Regions from separate parts of the Homo sapiens genome. Here all the other regions are linked to region 3. Evidence: chromatin contacts called from ENCODE Hi-C or POLR2A ChIA-PET data. All regions are on one chromosome and are shown on one strand. The core of a region is the stretch at or near the end of the contact, and the rest is flanking DNA. Distances in the headings are between cores, read along the strand shown.

What was found. A loop is a pair of places that touch in the nucleus more often than their neighbours do. ChIA-PET counts read pairs that join two places held with the same protein, here RNA polymerase II (POLR2A). Pooled maps may share reads with other maps.
Region 1: a loop to region 3 is called in a pooled map, with 2.1 times the contacts of the local background. The contact joins two enhancer-like sites. A Hi-C loop is called at or near these places in 2 of 50 pooled maps. POLR2A ChIA-PET finds 5 or more read pairs at or near these places in 2 of 52 experiments (OCI-LY7 and activated CD4-positive, alpha-beta T cell).
Region 2: a pooled map shows a loop between it and region 3 (5-fold over the local background). The contact joins two enhancer-like sites. A Hi-C loop is called at or near these places in 2 of 168 maps with a recorded cell type or tissue (astrocyte of the cerebellum and naive thymus-derived CD4-positive, alpha-beta T cell), 3 of 37 single-sample maps with no recorded cell type and 6 of 50 pooled maps. POLR2A ChIA-PET finds 5 or more read pairs at or near these places in 3 of 52 experiments (GM12878, OCI-LY7 and naive thymus-derived CD8-positive, alpha-beta T cell).

Annotation. Positions count from the first base shown.
Region 1 is chr3:16,695,475-16,700,007 of GRCh38, forward strand. It overlaps the pseudogene LOC124905414. Among named protein-coding and RNA genes, the nearest start is that of PLCL2UT, 26 kb to the right of the region's middle. RefSeq lists enhancers at 1,102-1,603, 2,241-2,290, 2,822-3,469. Within about 2 kb of position 2,162, at least 2 of the 41 ENCODE cell types and tissues checked have a DNase peak (open chromatin) inside an H3K27ac peak, as active enhancers do.
Region 2 is chr3:16,909,945-16,914,269 of GRCh38, forward strand. The region is part of intron 1 of PLCL2 (phospholipase C like 2); the gene reads left to right. Among named protein-coding and RNA genes, the nearest start is that of MIR3714, 21 kb to the right of the region's middle. RefSeq lists an enhancer at 2,680-2,909. Within about 2 kb of position 2,612, at least 4 of the 41 ENCODE cell types and tissues checked have a DNase peak (open chromatin) inside an H3K27ac peak, as active enhancers do.
Region 3 is chr3:16,822,936-16,827,182 of GRCh38, forward strand. No RefSeq gene overlaps it. Among named protein-coding and RNA genes, the nearest start is that of PLCL2, 60 kb to the right of the region's middle. Within about 2 kb of position 1,301, at least 3 of the 41 ENCODE cell types and tissues checked have a DNase peak (open chromatin) inside an H3K27ac peak, as active enhancers do.

The DNA.
Region 1 (4,533 bases), core at 912-3,411, 130 kb before region 3:
ACCTCCCCAAATTGCTCCTGGGGATAACATCACTATTGTAAAACCTAAGGTGAGTGCTTGAGATATTTTACAGACTCTGCACTCCATGGATCAGCTGACACCACTCAGACCTGTAATCTGGCTCAACCAGTTCTGCCATCCCACCCAGGAACAGAAGACAGCAAGAAAAACTCACTTCGACCCCCTATGATTCCATCTCCAACCTGACCAATCACCAGCCCCCACTTCCGAAGCCCCTGCCCGCCAAATTATCTTTAAAAATTCGGATCCCCAAATGTAATAATAAAACTCCAGTCTCCCACATAGCCAGCTGTGTGTGAATTACTCTTTCTCCATTACGATTCCCCTGTCTTGATAAATTGGCTTTGTCTAGGCAGTGGGCAAGGTGAACTCATTGGACGGTTACACTTCCACAGTGTTCCTCTCTATAAGGACATTCCCCAGAGGCCAGTGAACAACCCAAGCCAATCAGCCCACTCTGTGATCAACTCATTCCCTATTTAATATATACTCCATGGTCAAGTCTTTTTTTCACAATACAAAACAATTTCTGGTACCCCCAAAAGCCAAACAGTTTAGGTAACAAAATCCAAAAGAGACTGAAGATGGCAAAGAGGAAGGAGGAACAGGGTGGAGTAAAAATAAATAGAACAATTTTTAAGAAAGGAAGTGAGCAGAAGTACCAAGCATGTAATGTTATTTTAATGTTTCAGTCAACTAAAAAATTCCTAAAAATAGAATCCAAAAAGAGAAAAAGAGTAATGGCCATATATATATATCATCTACCTTAGATATCAACTTTTAATTAAGCTGACTTCTACTCGTAGATTTGGAGTTTTGGAGTAAGCCAATTCCACTCAGATTTTTAAAATAATCCCTTCAAATCTCTTATTACCAGATTTTAGCTGGGACAAATAGCTGATATTTTTGGCTTTTGAACATCCTTACCAAAGATATCCTCTCAGTTACCTTAACCGAAGTTATAACCACAAATGCACGCACGAGGTATCTCCAAAGAGGTGACAAGTAGTTTTTACAAGATCCAGAATCACCCCAAAAATAACTAAGAGAAAGGAAACTTTCACTAGCCATAAACAGGGTCTAACCCACATTTCTTTCAGGCCATATTTTCTAGGGTCTTAGCTTTTCAGCTTACTGTCCATACATGAAGACCCAAGAGCCTTGGGTCCCCCAACACAGACAGAAGACAGGAAATCAAAAGCTGTCCACAGAAGGGGAAAAGATCAATAGTACATTGGTACCCCCAAAGCCACATAAATATTAAACCAAGACAGGCTGGTTCCCTGACCAGGAATCAAACCCATGCTGTGGAGGGTTTTAACAATTAGGCCACCAGGTGGAATGGCCATTGTTGTTCCCTAATCAGGAAGCAAACCCAAGCTGTGGTGGAAATTTTAACCACCAGAACTATTTTCGGTCAGATTTTGCTCTTAATTTAGTCAAGATAATTTTTAAGGCTAGCCATGAAACTATTAGGCTCCCTTTAAAATATCTGATCTTTTCGTTAATAGTTTAGAATAGGAGATCTCTAAAATCTTTAAATTAATAGCACAATGAGAGAGAGAACCTGGAAAGGCAGTCGTCTTATATGAAACATTTCAGATAGTCAAATTTTGATTTTTCTTAAGTGGCTGGGGTTTTTAGAGGTGGAATTTGACTTTCTACAGCTGCAGGGATTTTAGTCAGCTTTAGAGGGGGCCAGAAGTTCATTAAATCTAACGGAAGATGGACAGAAACAAACAGACAAAAAACACAAAAAAGCAATCAAACAATTTGCATAAAATTGAGATTTCTGAGCATGAGGAGAAATTATAGCCAACTGACGGTAAGCCTTGACTTTCAGCTACTAAATCCCCAAATGACACCCCAAACCAGCTCCTTACCTGGAGATGGGGCACAAGCTGAAAACTGCTCTCTGCCATCACGGAAGCAGGAAAGTCTTCTTCCTTGTTAGAAGTAAGAACTCTCAGAAAAGGAGTTCTGCAGTGGAATAAACTTCAGATCTCAACTGGAAATTTTTGAGTGATTAGGGATCTCTGGAGGGAGAAACTCTCAGACTTCAGCAAATCATCCAATAGGTCAGAGCAATAAAGAGCTCCAGCTGGTACTAGGGCCCCAGTAGGAGAGTTGCTACAGGCCAAGAGCCAACTCCACTCAGAAAGCCCCTTTGTGGTTACCAAAATGTAAACCAAAAAGTGACTGAAGCAAGTCTCCATCCATTAGAGGTTTATTTGGCCAAAGCTGAGGATGCGCCTGGGAAAAAGCATAAATTACAGATGCTCCTGTGATTTATGTTTTTTCCAAAGGGGGTTTTGTGAACTTCAGTTCACAAAAGGGGAACTGCAAGCAGCAGGGGGAAGAAAAGGAGGCAGGCAGTGAGGCAGGTGGTCACATTCTTGTGAGGCTCTTATTAGCCTCAGTAAATCTACATTTTACATGTGAAAAGAGGGAATAGAGGAAAAAGTCAATGATGCATTCTCTCACACTCAGTGAGTCTACATTTTACATAAGATGAAGCAAATGTGGAAAGAGGGAGTAGAGGAAATGAGGCTATGACATGGGGTTGTGAAATTACAGCTATCTGGGAGCCAAAGGAAGACAGTATTTGTGACTCAGCTTCTAAGCTTAACTTGCACTTTGGTATAGTGAGTTCGGGGTCCCAAGGTTCTATTTTTTTTTCATACCTGTAACTTCTGTTTCCAAAAATGTTCCCCTGTCTTTAAAAACCCTTGCTTATAAGCCACTGGGGAAGTAGGATCTCACACAATAGCTGTCTGATTTTCCTTGCTTGGCACCCTGCAAATAAATGCCCTCCTTTTTCTTGCTGCAAACTTTGGTACAGATATTTGTCTTTACTGTGCTGGGCCAATGGACCCAGGTTTGGTTCAGTAACGAGGCACTTTTCTCACTTTTAGGTACCCCCACCAACTCTATCTAAGATTCCATCACCCTCCAAGGAGCAGGACCCTTTCCCAGAGGCCCACAGCAACATATAAGCCTGGAGCTCTAATCTGACTCTAGCCTGATAATTCAAGTACCTCTGACCTAGTTTTAAAGAGCAGGGAAGTCTGCATGGTCATCTATTGAGTTTCTATTCTGTTGAGTTGGGCAGTGTTCTCAACTGACTGCCCATGAGAATCACCTAGTGTGTGGGTATTAGGGGGGAGACTTTAAAAATACCAGTACTGAGCCCCCACAGCAAGAGATTTCCATTCAACTGGTCTAGACCCAGTCCAGGCAATGACGTTTTTAGAAAACGTCCCCAGGTGGTTCTATCATACAGCCAGGTGGAGAGCCAGTGGTGATGGCTTATACTGTATGCTCTGATTTCTTCAGAGCTTTGTTTTTGATTCTCCAACCAAAATTTTGTAACTCAAAATGGTTTTCTCTCCCAGAAAACACAGCTTTTGTAAATTAAAACCCTTGTTTTTCTCTCATGAATTTCAAAGGCCTGCTTAGAAACTCAAAAGCCCAGAATCTGACTCTAAATTATCTGCAGTGTGCCTTCTGAGGCAGAAACCGGCAAGCCTGAGCCCAGCCTCACTGTGCAGTGATGATGAAGAGAGATGTTGAGTAAGAAAAAGCATTACTTAGTATGGAAAACAGCAGCTCATGTATTAAAATCATACCCATTCCCCTGAGCCTGTATCAGAAAAAATTCCAAAGAAACCAGTTCTCCCTACATCCTTTCGCCCAAGAAATCACAGCCAGAGATTTTCTTTTAATCTTACTCCCTAATAAACAAAAAGGCCCTCAGAAACTGCCTGTTTTCTTAACTGCCCAATAGTGTTCCCTAGGGAAATAAGAATTTTCTCATAAAGGTGTTAGTGATACATATTCTTCTTGAAAGAATGAAAGTTACATCAAAGTTTTTTTTTCCTGGTGTTTTTCCATTAAAGTATGGAACAGTTATCAATTTTCAGGGTACCTCATGTAGTTCAGATTTGATAAGTTATAGAGCTAATTCATTTGCATATCTATAGATTAGCATTCCATAGGGTTATTTCTTTTTACTTAGGCTATGTAGCTCAGTTGACTATGCTTGTCACTACTGATGTCAAGGTTAAGCCTTCAGTCTCCATGGGGTCTGATTAATTACCTTCGCTGTGTTTTAGCCCTTCCTAAAATATATGCATTTAGTCACCAGGGGGACCAGACAATGTAGATAGTTAGAAGTATAAAATATCCAGAGAAATTCAAGGCCTTTTCTAAGAAAAATACGTTTTTTTTTTTTGGAAGCCAAATAACTGAAATTTTGGAAAAATTCACAATTTATCTAACCCTTTCCCTAACATTTTATTTTTTTAAATTTCAAACATACAGAAAAGTTGAAAGAATTTTAAATTAGTGTCCATATACCCACCATGTAGATTCTACCATGAACATTTTGCTGTATTGCTTTATCATGCTTCTAACCATCTATTTATTCCTCTGTCTAGTAAACTTATGTTTTTGATGCATATCAAAGAAATTTGCAGAAATCAGTGTACTTTACTTCAAAACACTTTAGTA
Region 2 (4,325 bases), core at 1,362-3,861, 88 kb after region 3:
AGATTCTGCCTTCTGTCACCTTACCAAGATGAACTCGCCTGGATCCTGCCCAAAGCTGATCTCTCCATCCACACAAAAGATCTCAATCCTTCTTCCCTCCTCAGCTAATTCATAAGCAGCTCTCCCCACCTCTCCTGTAGCACCAGTTTTCACTCTCTACTGGATTATTCCCATCAGCATCAAACATTCTGAGATTTCTTTCATATTTTCTTGTTGCAACTTCTCCTGCTGGCTACTGCACAATTTCTTTGCCCCCTTTGCAGCAAAAACAATTTGAAGAGTTGTCAGTGCTCACTGTCTTCAATTCCTTGCTCCTGTTTTTTTTTAAAGCTGCTCCCTTCAGGTCCTCACTGTCACTTTTCTCCAAAGCCACTCTTGTCAAGGTCACCAATACCCTCCAAGTTCCTAAATCCCTCAAGTCAGTTTGCAGTCCTCCCCTTACTTCACCCGTCAGTAGTGTTTGGCATGGCTGATCATTCCCCTTCTTGGCACACTTACTTCGCTTGGCTTCCAGGGCTCCCTACTCTCCCAGTTCTCCTCCTGTCTCACGCATCAGTCTTTTCAGTCCCCTTTTCTGTTTGCTTCTCTTCTGTTTGCTTGCAGCATTGGAGTGATCCCAGCCTTCTTTCTATCTGTTCACACTATCCTGATATTCTCATCCCGTCTTGTGGCTTTAAGTGTCATTTATATGCCAACCACTCCCAAATATACATCTCTACCCCGACTCTCTTCTATGATCCAAGCATATATGTCCTACTAGATTTTTCCACTATATCCTACTAGATCTTTCACTTTTCATATCTGAAACACAACCCCCCCTTTTCCCCACCCAGCCTGCTCCATCTGTAGCCTTCTTTCTTAGTTTGATAATATCCTTTCAGTTGCTCAGGCCTTGGAGTCATCCTTGACTCCTTTCTTATCTCATGTACTACATCAAGTCTATCAACAAACACTTTGGTTTTATCTTCGAGATATAACTAGTGATAGTGTGCTGTAAGTATTATTCCCAATGTAGAATTTGTAATGGGGCCAGGCACGGTGGCTCACCCTGTAATCCCAGCACTTTGGGAGGCGAAGGTGGGTGGATCACTTGAGGCCAGGAGTTCGAGACCAACCTGGCCAACATGGTGAAACCCCATCTCAACCCAAAATACAAAAATTAGCTGGGCGTGGTGGCATGTGCCTATAATCCCAGCTACTCCGGAGGCTGAGGCAGGAGAATCACTTGAACCCGGGGGGCGGAGGTTGTAGTGAGCCGAGATAGCGCCACTGTATTCCAGCCTGGGCCACAGAGCAAGACTCTGTCTCAAAAAAAAAAAAAAAAAAAAAGTAATGAGCACAGCTCTGATTTGAATACAGGTCTGTCAGGCTCCAAAGTTTTCTCCATAGTTTTGCATTAATATATTCTTAATTTTATATTTGCAAAGTTATTTTTATTTTAATATCATAGCTTAGTGGGAGAGTAGGGACACTATTTAAAACTAAGGAGCAGACAAAGAATACTCCAGAGTATCTTTAGAATTTACTTAGTTTGTCTCCCTAGTTCTAGGAAATCTGAATCTAACTCATATATTAGATTATATTTTCTTTGGAACAAACCCAGATCTTTAAGAAAGAGGAGTTCAGTGCCTCCTTTCCCAATTAGCTAATCATCTATAAGCTTCACTTTTGTCATACAAAGGTGCTGGACTCCCAGAGTTCATGCAGTCACAACTCAAATGGTGAAGAGGAAACCTGAACTGTCTCTAGTTATTTTTAGGTGTTCCTGATAATCAATTTTCATGCAAAATACAAATGATCATTTATTTGTCCCTTTGTTTTCATGAATACAGGCTGAGCATCTGTAATTCAAATATCCAAAATGTTCCAAAATCTGAAACTTTTTGGGTACCAACATGATACCACAAGTGGAAAATTCCATACCCTAACAGCACCTTTGCTTTCAGTGTACATAAACTTTGTTTCGTACACAAAATTATTAACAATATTGTATAAAATTACCTTCAGGCTATATGTATAAGATGTATATGAAACATAAATGAATTTCTTGTATAGACTTGGATTCTATCCCTAAGATGTCTCATTAGGTATATGCAAATATTCCAAAATCCCAAAAAAATCTGAAACGCTTCTGGTTCCAAGCATTCCAGAGAAGGGATACTTAATATGTAGTAGTATATGGATGCCTTGCCTCATAGTCACCCTCCCCAGTGGTTTAATGCAACCATTAAATTATTTTTGTTTTAAAATATTTGATCTGGGTTTGAATTTATGGAAATACTTCACGTCAGTTTTTTTTTTTAAATAGCCAAATAGTGTTTCAAAATTTTATCAAGATTGTGATTGGTCTTTAACCTTAGAAGCAAAACTGACATGGAAGGATGAAACAAGTAGGTAGAATGGTGAATTTTGGTATTCATGTGTTTGGACATCTGTGTCCTTATCAAAAGAAAGAATGTATATAGTTGGACAAAATTGAAGGTCCATGTGGTATATTTAGAAAATATTACTTGTTAGTGGTTTAACATGTGTATAGTGGTTTTACTTCAAGCACTTTCAAAGATTTGAGTTTGTTTCTGCCCTTGTAACACTTCAACAGTCATATTAGTTTGCTTTACCATTTTTCTTTGAAGGGAACTGAGACTGATTCAGTTGTGCAAGGTGATGAGCAACATTGCTCAAAAAGCCAGAAATAGATTTGTGGGCTTCTGACTGTGAGACCAGGTGCTCTCTCCACTGAATTATTCTGCTTTCTTTGACTGTTTTCTTTGCTTTAAAAAATATTAATGCACAATTCTGAATTGCTGTTGACTGTGAGATAAATTCATGTTAGATCTATAAATAATGCACTTTCCAACCAAACCAGCCAATGGAACAAAACGCTTTTTGAGACATTGGTGTTGGAAGATGGCCTCCTCCCACCAGCTGACTGTATTCTCATCATCCCCCACATCTGTCCCATTGTTTCTGATGCTGGTACCAGGCTCCTGTCTCCAACACATGCTTAGATAATTACAAGAATTAACCTCCCTTCCTTCTGTTCTTCTCCCTTTCCCCCAAATCCTTTTTCACAGTTTCCAGATTAGTTCTCCTACAGCACTACTTTGTGAAATTCTCTCAACATGTTCTATGATACCCTTTGCTCTGAGGCTGAAGCCCTAACCTTCCTCTTGGTTTCCAGGACCTCCCATGTATCATCAGTACTACTCTAGCATCTTCTTCTGCTTCTCACCAACCTCCGTCTTGGCCAGACTGGGCCTCGCAAACTGACATTACTTCACCTCTCTTGTAGTCTTGTAATCTGTACCCTATTCCAGAATTACTCTCCCTCTCCTTTTGGTTAGCAAGCCCAGCTTTCCTCTAGGGACTTTTCTTACCCATTCGCTGGAAATTTGGTTGTAGGTGTGCCCTGTATCTTTTATCTAGTAAGACTCTTCTGTGGGTTTACTAATTTTCATTTAGAAAGAGGATCACTACCTAATGATGTAAGGTGTGGTGTAAAATTTTTCTCAATTATATTTTCAGATTATTGCTGGGATTCTGTTATGATTAGTAAGCAAACGAATTAATATTTTAATGGTTGACTGCCTTCTGATATGTTTACCTCAAATTATATCATTTTAAATTATAGATTTAAATTTTAAGAAAAACAAATATTTACATTTAGTCAAAGATTTTGTGAAATGACCTTGTTTTGAGAAAGAGAAATGAAGTCCAATTACTGAATAGAATATGAATATATAAATATATTTATGTATGTGTATATATGTAAAAAATAGCTGTCATGTAGTCATTATTTTTGTGACAGTGTATTGCTAAAAAGATCTTCATAATAATTTTGAATAGAACACTGGGGGTGCTAGATTTAGAAATTAATGATTTTATGGAAGAAAGATCTGCCTGTAAATTTTGCTCCTATTATGAATAAAAGGGAGACCCTTATTTCAGATTATCGAAATACAGGGACTGTAGCATTAATGTAACACCCACTATAATGTGTTTCTTTTAAAAATGTTTTCTTCAACACCCTGTGATATATGACTTGCCAGATTCTCTGATCCTGGGGCCCTTTAGCAGCCATGCTATGTGTTGTCATAATGTTTTAAATTTGTGGCTCTAAAATGCAATTCAGTTGTGTTTAGCCAGTGTTGATCTTTTTCTTTCTTCTTAATTTGGGACTTTCAGTGTATGCCATTACTTATGAGAAGTGCTTTAGTTATGAGTTGTGGAGAGAGAAAGTAGTTGGAGAGAAAATTAAGGTAACTCTAACATAGATCTTAATATAGTCTATAAAGTTTTCATGAGGATAATACAGTGAGTTTTAT
Region 3 (4,247 bases), core at 51-2,550:
TGGGATATAGGAGAACCCTGGTTCTCTGAAACATTGAAGAGGAACTATGAGTAGAAGAAGGCAGTGTAGGATGAGGGCAGCTGAGGGACCTCCTGGGAAGTAGCTTAGATGTTCTAACTTGAGGAAGAGTTGAGAGGGAGGTGGCAGAAGGGTGGTGCTTATTGGGGGTTTATTTAAAAAAGGGAGCTTTTGAAATAGAGTCCCTGACCATATAACCTAACAAAAGGTTTGTTGTGCCAGGCTAGGCACTTTCTGGGAGGGCAGTGCAGCCAGAACTGAACTGGCTGCCCAATTCCAAGCTCTGTCATTTTCTAGCTGTGTGACTTTAGGCATGTCACTTAACTTCTCTGTGTCTCAGTTTCCTCGTTTGGAAAATGAAGCTACTTACCTCATAGGGTTGTTAAGAGGATTGGACCTGCTAGTTAACGGAGAGCAGTTAGGCCTTAGGATAGTTATCCCTATGCAAGTGGTAGCTACAATTATGGTTGTTGTTATTTTTTTTTACAATGCCAGAAATATTTTTAATAGTTTTACTGAAGTATAAGTGGTATGCAAAGAATTACAGATATGTAATGTGCAGAATTTGATGAGTTTAGACATATGCAAAAACCCGTGATACCATCACTGTGATCAAAATAATAGTCACATCCATCACCTCCCAAAGTTCCCTTGTGTCCTTTTGTTTTTGGGGTGTGTGTGTGTGTGTGTGTGTGTGTTAAGAACATTTAACATGAGATCTTCCCTCTTATCAAAATTTGAAGTGTCTAATACAGTATTGTAAATTATAGGCGCTATGCTGTGCAATAGATCCCTAGAACTTAATCATCGAGCAGAACTAAAATTTTACACCCATCGAACAACAACTCTCCACTTTCCCAGTCCCCAACCCCTGGAAACCACTATTGTATTCTATGCTTCTGTGAGTTTATTATAGATAGCTCATACAAGTGGAATCATTGGCAGAAATCCTGACAGCTCAGGGCAGAAAGGGAATAGTTGTAGCTGGTGGCCCAGGCCTCTCAGGGCGAGCCCCACAGCCTGGTGGCTGGAGTACAAGAGCTTCCATGATGTTTCAGGTTGCAGGTGTGCAATGACTACCTTTGGTCAATGAACTTTCTTCTTTTTCTGGTGACAAATTCCAGAATCACCGAGGAAGCCTTTTGATTCTAATTCCTATTGTGAGAACAGATGTGTTCAGTAGCGTGCTTACTAAATAAGATACCAAGCCGAGGGGAAACATGGAGGCTTATGAAAAAATGCCAGGTACACTAACAAAGGAACTTGGGTAATCTGTGCTTCAAACCACAGATGCTACCACCCCCTCATCAAGGTTTCAGTTGGTTTAAAAGCCTTCTCCTCAATTTCCTGTTTCAGGGCAGACCTTCTATCTTATTTGCCTTTACCATCTGCCGTCTCCCCACCCTCACTCCAGGGGCATTAGAGATTCTGATCACTAACAAAACTGAAGATGTTGGGACAGGTGACTTACAAGGCTTACAGACAGCAAGGCTTCTGTGAGAGAGGGAAGTCAAAAGGATTCCATTTTAATTTGAGAGCATACTATGTTACATCTGTAGGATGTGACACACTCAATTGATAACTACTCACTATATCAGCAATATTTTGAACTCAATCTGCCAGCATCTCAGATGAGATTAATTTCAGAGGTACTGTCTTTTGATGCTAGGGAGCCACATTGGCGGCCCCAGTTCACCTATTGACTTGGGTCATTGGAAATGGCAAGAGTTGGGGAGATGGAGAAGATGTGCCTCTCCAGTCTCCACTAGATACTCCCATGTAACACACCTCCACAGGCTTATTCCACTAGTTAAAGGTTATTTGGATTTACAAATACCTATGTGCCTTATGGAATTTTCACCATTTGTCTTTCATTACCCAGCTGAATCAGAGCCTCTAGGGGCCACCTGAATTTCCTGAAGCCAGGGGCAGAGGTGAGAGAAGAGGGCAGGGAAGATGGGGAGGTTTCCAGAAGCATTTGACCTTCTTTGCAAATTTGCCCAGGATCTTTTGGCCTTCCATGCTGAATGCCACCGAAAGACGACCACATAGAAAATGTCATAAAGAAGTTACAAAATGTATGCTTACGTGCAGAAGAGAGCATCTGAATTTCTTTGAAATTCATTCACTCAGAGGGCCATCATTTATTTAATAAGCATTTATATTCAATGCTCTCAGCTTTGTCTGCACATTGGAATCACCTGCCAAGATTTTAAAAACTCTGATGTCCAGGACATACCTCAGACCTGTTAAACCAGAATCTCTAGAAGTGGGACCCAAGCATCCATATTTTTGGAAAGCTCCCCCCAGGAGATTCCAAGGTGCAGCTGACATACATGGTGCTGAGTGCTTTTTTGCGTGTATTAATCCATTTAATTATCACAACAATCTTATAAGAGAGATGCTGACATTGTTCCCATTTTACAGGTGATGAGACAGAGGCACAGCAAAGTCTCTGCAAGAACACATGGCTGATAAATTTCAGAGTGTGGATTTGAACCCAGGCCATCTTGCTCCAGAGTTAATACTCTTAGCCAACAGGTTCATTTCCTGTCACTACATGAAAAACGCAAGTTCCTGGCAAAGCCTCTTACTGTAAAGTAGCCATGGAGCCGGGGATGGAGGCCCTGTATCTGTTTTCTGGGAAGCCGAGAAAAAGATCTTACCAAGCAATGCCACATTTATAATTAGTGGTTTTAAAAAATTTCTACCAGAAAGTGCAAACTTTCCCATTCCTCCCACAGACCGAGGGTAAAATTTCCAACTTTTCCTTTCCCATATCCACCCAAAAAAAGGTCAAGAGCTGGGATCCAGCCTGAATTAAGTGGAGTGTGGGTGTAGTTTGTCAGCTGGGTCTTCTGTTTGTGGTTAAGGTCCAGCCCATCAGGTTGAAGGCTTACTGACACATGTGTGGGAATGGGAGGTTCGTCATATGCTTGTCTTAAATTAGTCTGCTGCTTCATTAGATGGACTAAAAAGCTGAGGAAAGAGGATGGGGCTGCAAGGGGAATGGTATCTGGTCCCAGTTCCTCCCCCAAACCAGCCCTGGAACGTTAGTGAGTAACTTCACTTCCCTCTGCGCTTGGCCACCTCTTCGGTAAAATTAAGAGAGTTGGATTCCATTCAAAGTCACATCTCAGTTCAGCCAAGAGACATGCTTTTCTTGGCCCCACAGTGCTTTCAAATTTTTTGAATTAATTGTGAACATTAAACAATTGGAATCATTTACATAAAAATCTAGATTTCCAGCTTCTTTTGAAAAATTGGAAGAGATGTTCTTGCCACATTGGGTCCCATAGGACAACCATGGGCTGGAGTTGAGAGCCATCCACTCTCTTTAGATGGGACATACTCTCCCCAGGTTTCCATTCCTCACCTGGCCAATGTCATTGTTTACTTACCTGCCTGGCCGCTATAGACTATGGGGAAATCTGATCATAGTCCCTTCCAGAAGTCGAAATACCTTTATCCATGGGATCTTAAAACCTGTAAGGCAGGGGCGAAATCTTATAGACTCGGGCTTAGTCAAAATTTTCATGTAAAGATAAGGATGATCAAAGGAAAACTAATAAATGGTAATGTTCTCTCTTAGATACTTGCCTATGTTTTATCTTTAACCTCAAAACATAGAATTCATAATATTTGGCATACTTTCTGTGTATTTTTATATTCTGGCTCACTTTTGGAAGGCGTAGGCAGAGACAAAACAAAAGCCATAAAAGGTTACAAAGAAATTGCGTAGTCAAGAAGAGAAGACACCAGGATAATGTGTTCTCAGAAGGACAGTCTGAAATTACAGAGGAACTACCTGTTCTTCAAAACAAAATTATCTGAAATAAATTCCAAGAAAATATGCCAGGTGGGTGCTAAATCTGATGTTTTTATATAGTCCACATTTAATAAAATTATCTTCTTTGACAGGATGTGAAGTTTTTAGGGAGCTAGGCTATTTATTTAGAAACTTTCATTTGATCAAAAGTCACCAGAAATCACACATAAGTTTAATTTTGTTAACTCTTAAAGCTCTTCAGATAGGACCATAATAAAAATACAGCTGGATGCAAATAAATTAGTGTAATGCAGCCTGACCACTCACAACATTGTTTTATGCATTTTGTTTATTTTTATTGAATATTTGTGAAAACAAAAGTAATATATACATATATAAAATACAGTAGAAAGGTGAGAAATGAGCAGTAAATGTCTCTTCTCCTTTATCTTTTATTATT